Linked DNA regions of Homo sapiens: region 1 is linked to region 2. The links are chromatin contacts, found by Hi-C or POLR2A ChIA-PET in ENCODE. All regions are on one chromosome and are shown on one strand. Each heading gives the region's core, a stretch centred on a gene start or an enhancer-like site at or near the end of the contact. The rest is flanking DNA. Distances are from core to core; before and after follow the strand shown. Region 1 has its middle 59 kb from the start of LINC02834. Region 2 has its middle 13 kb from the start of LINC02834.

Region 1 (4,665 bases), core at 939-3,438, 46 kb before region 2:
TTTAGGCAGGAATTCCTCTTCCCCTATCTTTTGGAACTAAGTCCCCCCCCCCCCACAATCTTATACAAAAATAAACTCAAGATGGATCAAAGACTTAAATCTAAGACCTGAAACCATAAAAATTCTAGAAGATAACATTGGGAAAACTCTTCCGCACATTGCCTTAGGCAAAGTATTCATGAATAAGACCCCAAAAGCAAATGCAAATAATAATAATAATAATAAATTGGATCTAATTACACTAAAAAGCTCCTGCACCACAAAAGAAATAATCAGCAAAGTAAACAGAAAATCCACAGAGTGGGTGAAAATATTTGTAAACTATGCATCCGGCAAAGGACTGGTATCCAGAATCTACAAGGAACTCAAACAAATCTGCAAGGAAAAAAGGAAATAATCCCATCAAAAATAGGCAAAGGACATGAATAGACATTTCTAAAAAGAACATATACAAACAGCCAACAAACATATGAAAATAATGCTCAACATCACTAATCATCAGGGAAATGCAAATCAAAACCACAATGTAATACCACCTTACTCCTGCAAGAATGGCCATAATCAAAAAATCAAAAAACAGTAGATGTTGGCATGGATGCAGTGATCAGGGAACACTTCTACACTGCTGGTGGGAATGTAAACTAGTATAAACATTATGGAAAACAGTGTGAAGATTCCTTAAAGAACTAAAAATAGAACTGTCATTTGATCCAGAAATCTCACTACTAGGTATCTACCCAAAGGAAAATAAGTCATTATATGAAAAAGACATGTGCACATATATTTATAGGAGCACAGTTTGCGATTGCAAGGATATGGAACCAACCAAAGTGCCCATTGACAGAGTGGTTATAATGGAATACTACTCAGCCATAAAAAAGGAACAAAATAACGTATTTTGTGAAACTTGGATGGAGCTGGAGACCATTATTCTATGTGAAGTCACTCAGAAATAGAAAACTGTATGTTCTCAAATATAGGTGGGGAATCTAAGCTATGGGGATGCAAAAACATAGAGTGATATAATGGACTTTGGGGACTCACAGATGGGAGGTTGGAAGGGGAGTGAGGGATAAAAGATGGCATATGCCTGCCATGTACACTGCTCGGGTGACTGGTGCACTAAAATATCAGAATTCCCCACTAAAGAACTCATCCATGTAACAAAAATCACCTGTACTCCAAAAACTATTGGAATAAAAATAAGAAGAAGAAGAATAGAAAAAATAGTCTGGAAATTCAGGAGAGGAAACAACGAAGTAACTGGGAAAGTGTTGGGAAGCTGGGAAAGGTAGTGATGAGGCAGGTTACAGTTCACCCCAAAGGAGAGGTGTTACTTAGACAAGTAGATGCAGGTGAAGAATGCCTCTCCGAGGAGACACCCAAGGGCACAGCCCTGGCCCCAGCTGGCAGACCCTGGTGAGGTCTGAGTCCCCATCCTGGCCAGGTAGCTATGCGGGTTCAAGGGAGCTCAGCTCAATAAAGAAAACAAACTTTGCTGTACAATTTAGCCTCCCTTGAGAGTCTCCTGAATGTAAGTTATATTAAGGCAACTGACAGTTCTCAGAAGGGGAGAAAGCAAGAGAGTATGTAAACCATGTCTTTCATTTTCTGCATTCTGATGTTTTGACCTCTGAGGTCTTGCTGGCCCTGGAGGGACTGTTCCTCCCAGGCTTGGTCAATTCCTAGAGACAGTGAAAACCTCATCTGTTAGCTGCTTTTTAAATACAAGCCCATGTCCCAACCAACTTCTCTATCCGGCTACCATACTCCAAGTTGCTATTCACCTGGCCTCTGCACCCTACGAGGGGCGAGTCCCTTCCTAACTCATTGTACTTGCAAACTAATGGGTCTGCTCCATATTTCCCTTTATGTATGAAGGTAGAAATGAGGTCCCCATTTGTGGAGAGAGAAGGACAAAGAGAGGGAAGAGGGGAAGACATAAAATGTCATGAAGAGATATTTATTAAACACTTAATCTATGCAAGACGCTGGAAAGTCGTACACAGACAGTGAAGAGAGTTTTGAAGGCAATAATAACAGATACAAAGTGCTTATGCAACAGGCACTGACCTCGAGACCGAACACATATTAATTCACTTTCAACCCCACAACACCCTGATGAGGCAGGTACTAGTTTTGCAACTGCCCTTTTATGGATGCAGTAACGGAGGGACAGGAATTTCAGTAACTTGCTTGAGGTCACAAAGCTAGCAAACAGCAAAGCTGTCTTTGAATCTTTGTAGCCTGTGTTGCAGAATCTATGTGCATTAACACGATGCTCTGGGTAGAAAGTGACCAACTTCAGGGCATGTGACTGCTCAGTAGTAGCTCCATCAAAGGGTCAGCTGAGAAATAAAAGAAGACAAAAAAATCTTTTTAGCTACTTGGCAAGAAAATTACATAAAAGGAAAGCTTCAGATTAGTGTTGAGCTCTCCTCTTTCTGGGGTAAGCCTACTCCTTATTATCTTTTATTGGTATCCTCATTACCATATCAAATTAAGAGTTGACATTGGGTCACCCTTCTGCCACTTTGCCCCAAGCCCTGCTCTCATTCAGCCAGGTTAAACCGTCTCCCTTAATTACCAGTTGGAGCTCAGTCTTGCACAAGGAGAGCTGGGATGATAAATTAAAACAAGGAACCTTTGTTTGGTGCACGCAGTTGGGCATCACAGTCACCTTAATTATGCAATGATGTCACCCGCGGCCGAAGGGAAGTTCTAAGGGCTTAATCACTGGGAGGCCTGGGAGGCCGTGAGTAATGAGCAATGAGCATTGTTGCATGGGTGCAATGCACCTCCTTTCGTGGGCAGAGCCAAAAGGGGGGCAGGGAGTCAGTGGGAGGAGCCCTTTCTCCCATGAGGAAGGCAGGATAGTGCAGTAGACCAGAGCATGGGCAAAATGGGTTTGGGTTTGAATCCTGGCTCCAGCATGACATAGCTGTGTGTCCTTGGAGAAGTCCCTTCAGTTTGCTTCAGATAATGGGGTAATGATAGCTAATTTGCAAGATCATGAGGAACAAATGAGACAGTGGATTTTAGTGTCTACGACAGTTTCCAAATTAAGCACTTGGTGTTTGTGTCACAAGAGGAGGAAGATGCCCTTTGACATTAAGAATATCTACATTACTACCCAAGAAAAGCGCAAGGGGGACTTTCTGCCATTGCCCAGGCACGTCCCCGAGACCTGGGCTTATGACCCTACCCTATGCCCTCGGCAAGTTACTTCATCTCTGTGAGCCTCAATCTCCCCTTTTGTAAAACGGTCCTAAGATTTGTGAGGCTTGACTATGAGATAGTGAATGTCAGAGAACCCCACACAGTGCCTTCATTTATTTCCAAGTTGGGAAGGGAAAGAAACATTTGGGGGACACAGCAAGTGAGGCCCAGGGTTTCTTCCCAACCATGTGAAAGTTTTATCATAACCAGCTTCCAGACCAAGCCTTCAACCGCTCTGCTTCACCAGCCTTTCATCCCACAGAAGCGTTGTTGTTCCCCTTTTGTTTCCTCTTGCCAGTTCATGGGCTGCTGGAACTGAAGAATCCCTTCGGCTGTGACCCTCTCCTTCCCACTCCCCTGCTTCCTCCTGCAGGCCTGCATGGGCAAGGTGAGTCCTGCCCCTCCTCCTGCAGCTGCTGCTGCTGTCCCCTCCCACCACAGGCTTCCACTGTGTGCCTTGTCACCCTCCAGGTGAATCCCCACTCTCCAACTTCTTTGCGTCCTTACTCTCCTAGCCTCAGGTTTTCAGTTCTGCCCAAGAGCAGACAGGAAACCTCTTCCTCAGTTTGGGGGAAAGCGAGACGCAGCTGTGCCACAGCCTCCCACCCTGAGGTGGACAGAACTCCCACTCCAGGCCGGGCGGGGTGGCTCATGCCCGTAACTGCAGCACTTCGGGAGGCAGAGGTGGGCAGATGACTTGAGGTCAGGAGTTCGAGACCAGTCTGGCCAACGTGGTGAAACCAAGTCTCTACTAAAAAATACAACACAATTAGCTGGATGTGGTGGTGCACCCCTGTAGTCTTAGCTACTGAGGCACAAGGATCGCTTGATCCTGGGATATGGAGGTTGCAGTGAGCCCAGGTCGTGCCACTGCACTCCAGCCTGGGCAGCATGCACACATCCACACACACTCACACACACTCATGCACACGCTAACACACATACATATGCAGTCACGCAGTCACACACTCTCACACCCATATTCTCCCCACACAGACCCAGACACATCCACACACTCAGGTATTCACACTCACATACTCCCCCCCATACACACACTCATGTACACAAACACATTCCGCACAGTCACACACTGTCTCACACAGACACACACACATACATGCTCACACACATACACAGATGTACCTGCACACTCAGTCACACACACACAGACATACGTTCAGGCACTCACACACACAAGTACACTCATTTATAGTCATACACTCTCTCACACAGACACCCATATAAACAGACACACATTCTCTCACACAGACACATTCACACACATATACACACTCGCATACACAGATGTACCTGCACACTCAGTCACACACACACAGACCTACACTCAGGCACTCACACACACAAACACACTCATTTACAGTCATACGCTCTCACACAGACACGCATATACACAGACGCACACTCACTCATACACATATACACACC
Region 2 (4,830 bases), core at 756-3,255:
GTGGAGTGAGTTAACTCTGACTTCAAGCTAGGGGACCTCTCAGATTCCTCCCTGTACCACATATTGGTTCTGTTCTCATCTCAGGCACCATCTCCTGTTTACCTGCCCCTTTCACACGGGGCACCAAGGGAGAGAGACTGGGGATTGGTCAGTGCTTCTCAGTTGGGAGAACAACAACAAGAGAACAAGAAACAAGAACAAGACAGCAGAAGAACAAGAGCAAGAGAGCAAGCACTCTTCTACTGCTGGGAAGAGTAGCTTGTATATATGTAAACACATGAACACAGAATGTTACAGAAAATCAAGAGGACTGTTGGGGGCTGAGTCCATCCACTCACACTCCCCCCATCAGCCCCGCACTCATGGGCCTCTCCATAAGCTTTTGTAAATGACCTTATTCATCTTCAAAGCAGGCAGGTCTTGTAGTTGACACGGGTAAATGTTGATCTTCTTTTTCTCCTTTTTTAGAAAATATGCTGAAAAATAAAGTGTCTTACTTTTAAAGAGAACATTCCCAGAAATCCTGTTGCTACTGCTGGCTGCAGAGATGGCAAATCATAATTGGTGACTAATATAGGAGTTTGATCTTTATCCCAAATTTGTTGGGATGTTAGCAGTGATTTGGCAGTGGCTATAGTAAATAATGGGCTGGGTGCGAAAGTTCCGAAAGATTTCATCCTGGGTAGGACAAGACTAGGTTTCACTTGAGAGCAGCCTTCCACCTGGGAAGTGGCCTATTCTTTCTTGACTTTCCTAATAAGAGTGTAAGGTGTCATGATCTGAGATTTTGCCTCAGGTCTGGAAAGATAAGCTCATGAATATTTATCCATCTGGATCTAGACACAGAGTGGCCAAATGGGGTCCCAAACCCACCTTCCATTTTGGTCCTTCAAAACCCTCCATCTGTGAAGCTTGCTTCCCAGCAGCTGGAATTCCAGCAGGGAAGAACCCCTGAGGCATCTACCCCAGTCCCCAGCCCTCTCCTCCCCTTACCTGAGGCTGTCACAGAACACTCCTCCCCACAGCCTGGCCAGGGGAACAAATGAATTCTGTCCATGAACCCACAAGACTTCAGTCTGGGGTTAAAAGCATAGAAAATCATAGTATCAGCTATCATTGTTGCAGCTCTAATGTTACCCTAGTCAAATCACTGCTGATTAAAACCAGCCCTGTTAATAAACCACAGGCTTTATTTCCCCTCAAATGTCTATAACCACTTTCTTCAACCCCTATTAAAAGGCAAAACCCAAAGAAAAACACAGCTTTGGAGCCCAAGTGCCGCTTATTCCCCAGAGGAGAAAAAAATAAGCATGAAAAAAAAATGGCTCTTTTTTCCTCACCTTTCCCCCACTTAATGGAATCAAACCTTTTAATAACTAAAGGGAGAAATCAATAAAAAGCAGGCGGGTGTTATCAGTGGCCTGTAACGTTAGAGCAGCTTGAAAACAGTCCTCCTCTGCCTCCCAAAACGAATGCATTTGCCAGCAATTCCCTGCGTCTGACTCACATCCTTATTACCTCCTTCTCCTCTTGCTTTCCCCTTAAGGGACTGATTTTTCCTCCCATCTAAGCCAAAAAGAATTTCTTTGGATTAAGAAGACTGATGAAAGCATTTTTAATATTTGAGCTCAGGTCTGCAAGCTCCATAAAACTGACTTCTCCTGTTGCCTGCTTTGTCTCCCCTCACCTGCCTTGTCTGTAGTTTTCTCCTTCATTTGCTCTACAGAAACCAGCCAGGGACCCTCTCCAGAGCGGGGGGCGGTGGGGGTGGGGGGGGGGGTCTCTGGCCCCCTGGCAGCTTCCCCTGCAGGACTGGCTGCAGACTCTGCTCTGCTGGCTCCAGAGGCAGGATGTGACATCTTTCAAAACCCTCAGAAACTGGGGAGAGGGGAACTTATGTGACAACCTTCATGTTGATGCCGTGTGTCTTTCAAGTAAAGACCGGTTTGACAAGTGCTGAGTGGCTCAGAGGGGAACATGTTTCAAGCCTGGAGGGGAAAGTCTTGACAATTCATTCCAGGGAAAACTGGAACCTTCTCCACCCACCCTGCCTTTGACTAAGGAGGTGGAAAGGAAGGGAGACCTGAACATGATGGCCTTTGTTCCTAGTTCTTCCCACATTTGCATCACTGTTACAACACTGCTTTCCCTTGCTCCTCAAATTAATGGTAGCTTTGCCAACATTATCTTAAATTCCTGGAACCTTGAAATTACCACACGTAGACAGTGCTTTGCTGGAGTAACCTTGCCAGGAACTGCTCAATTAAATGGTTTTTGGGAGACAAGGGACCCAGCTTAAAAAAAAAATAGTGGTGATTGGGCCACTCTGCTACTGTTCTGAGCTTGGGTTCTGAGATTTGATCGCCCCATTGGGAAGCTACGCAACACCAGGCAACTCTTTCACCCCAATATCATACCAAAAGTCCCGCTGGCTTCCCGGCAAAGCATCATTTTGAAAGAGTGAAAAAGCATCTGCCATCAAATGCCTCACTCTATGATATTTTCCATCCATTTTCATATCCAGTCAAGTCATCATCCAGAGAATAATTATTTTTGGATGATGGCAATGTACTAAATGACAGATTGATGTGTATCTGTGTGTGTAAGTGTGTATTTTAGGGGACATGATAAATGTCATCTCAAGGTATAATTCCGAGAAAGGACCGGCTGACACAGAACCACCAATCAGTGCAATAAATCACACAAGAAAATCGTTGCTCTAATGGAGAGATGAGCACTTTTGTCTAGATCAGTGGATTTTACGGTGTGAGTCCTCTATTTTTTCCAGTGGTTGTGCTCTAGAAATTTTAATATTTATGACGTTAATGGTTTTTTAAACATGATGCATTGTAGCAACAAAAACAGCCAAAATATCATTTTATTGGTGTTTCTTCAAAAGAGTGGGGAAATTAATATACTTTCTGCCAGGAACTTCTTTTCCATAAATTACAGTATTTATTCTTGATACAGTTCCATGGTGTACATATTATAAACCAAATGAGGTGCAAAGAGACTGTGTCACTTACCCAAGGTTATTTATCATCATCCCCATGACGGTCATTATCATCCCCATATCTACTCTTTATTTAGCACGAACTTTAGGCTAGGAACTCTTTGAGATATATTATAAGCAGAATTTCTAATGCTATCAATAACACTGCAGTGTAGGTATTTTGAGTTTCAGTTCATAAATGACTAAACTGAAGTTCAAAGATTCATCAATTTGTCCCCAGCAACGCAATGAATAAGAGACAGACTGGAGATTCACATTCATGTCAATGACTTCTGAGACTCGTGGTGTGCTGCTTTTAAAATATGTCTACAAATTCTTTGATATTCCTCCCTTCATAAGGTGGACATTAATTTTTCTGCCCTTAAAAGTAGATTGTACTTAGAGGCCCACTTCGAAACTGTGTGACTTCCAAAATTAGGTCAATTTATTGTGACTTCTTGTTTGTTCTCTCTCTCTTACTCTCTCACGTGAGTGTGCATGCAAACCTATGCACTTGGTTTGCTCTTGAGGAAGCCAGCTGCCATGTCATGAAGACACTCAAGAAGCCCTATGGAGACACCAAGTGACGAAGAGCTGAGGCCTCTTGCAACACCCATGGGACAGAGCCATCTTGGAAGGAGACACTCCAGCCCCAATTGAGCCTTCATAGGGCTGCAGCCCCAGCTGACACCTTGTCTGCAACCTCGTGAGAGATTTTGAACCAGAACCACCCGGTTAAGCCACTCCTGAATTCTGATCTGCAGAACTGTGAGATAATAACTGTTGTTTTAATCTGCTAAATTCTGGAGTAATTTGTTATGTAGCAATAGATAACTAATGCACATATTTCCTCAAAAGTAACTCCATTTGCCCATGGAACAAACATGGAGCAGACATGGTTGAACCCAGTTTCCCATGGCACAACTAAAATAAAAGCTTACTTGTTTTCCATTTGCCACACCCCATGTGTGTCCAGTGGTACACAAAATTAAGTGAGACGAAGAAATTAAAGCCCATTTCCAGCCTCCTCCAGACTCAGCACACTAAAAATGTACTTAGTACCCTGAAACTTCATGACTTGTCACCCTGACTCTCCAGAGAATCACGAGGAGCTAAAGTTGACTATCTGCTGTTCGACTCAGTTTCCCATGGTTCAAACCAAAGCACAAAGTAGTGTTGCTTATTGGGTCTACATTTAAACATTCTGAAGTCTCCAAACAATGAAGTAAAAAGTCTTATTCCACGAGTCCCGTGATATTATGGCACAACCCTTTATACTAGGCTGACACCACTTGACTGAGAAGACTGGAGACTGACCACCGAAATCCCTCAAAGGCACTTTTGATTGGCAGAAAATGTCCCTCTGATGAATTGAATGACCTGAACATGTCTCTCAAATACCCACCGAAGCCTGAGGACATTTGGCGATATTCAGACATACCTACATTAAAGACTGAGTGTCTCAGTGTCATCTTTGCCAAGCCGTTGATAAAAACACTGAAACACTGTAGCTTGAGAAATGTACACGATATAAATGAACTTGCTCTCAGAGACACAGAATCTAATACGGTCCAGACGAAAAGTTCAAACAATCTGGACAAGTTTCCAAACTTTATCAGGATTTCTGGGACATCCAAACTCATTCTTCCTGTCGCTGCTTTTTCAGCACTTAGAAGTTCTTGCACGAGAGATTAAAAATGTGGAGGTTTTGCCTCTTCGTAGATCTGCAAATAAAATATTCCCAAGAGAAGGTCTCCTTGATAAATAAACACATGATTTTCATTTGCCTGGCTCTGCAAAAGTGCTTTTAAAGTAATCCAGGTGAAATCTCCACGGGC

What was found. Hi-C counts contacts between places; a loop is a spot of excess contacts on that map. ChIA-PET counts read pairs that join two places held with the same protein, here RNA polymerase II (POLR2A). Pooled maps may share reads with other maps.
Region 1: a map of PC-9 shows a loop between it and region 2 (5-fold over the local background). The contact joins two enhancer-like sites. A Hi-C loop is called at or near these places in 3 of 168 maps with a recorded cell type or tissue (Calu3, PC-9 and mammary epithelial cell) and 1 of 50 pooled maps. POLR2A ChIA-PET finds 5 or more read pairs at or near these places in 3 of 52 experiments (BJ, HEK293T and MCF 10A).

Annotation. Positions count from the first base shown.
Region 1 is chr9:86,765,139-86,769,803 of GRCh38, reverse strand. No RefSeq gene overlaps it. Among named protein-coding and RNA genes, the nearest start is that of LINC02834, 59 kb to the right of the region's middle. Within about 2 kb of position 2,188, at least 5 of the 41 ENCODE cell types and tissues checked have a DNase peak (open chromatin) inside an H3K27ac peak, as active enhancers do; they include PC-9 and mammary epithelial cell, where a contact is called at or near this core.
Region 2 is chr9:86,718,671-86,723,500 of GRCh38, reverse strand. No RefSeq gene overlaps it. Among named protein-coding and RNA genes, the nearest start is that of LINC02834, 13 kb to the right of the region's middle. Within about 2 kb of position 2,005, at least 12 of the 41 ENCODE cell types and tissues checked have a DNase peak (open chromatin) inside an H3K27ac peak, as active enhancers do; they include PC-9 and mammary epithelial cell, where a contact is called at or near this core.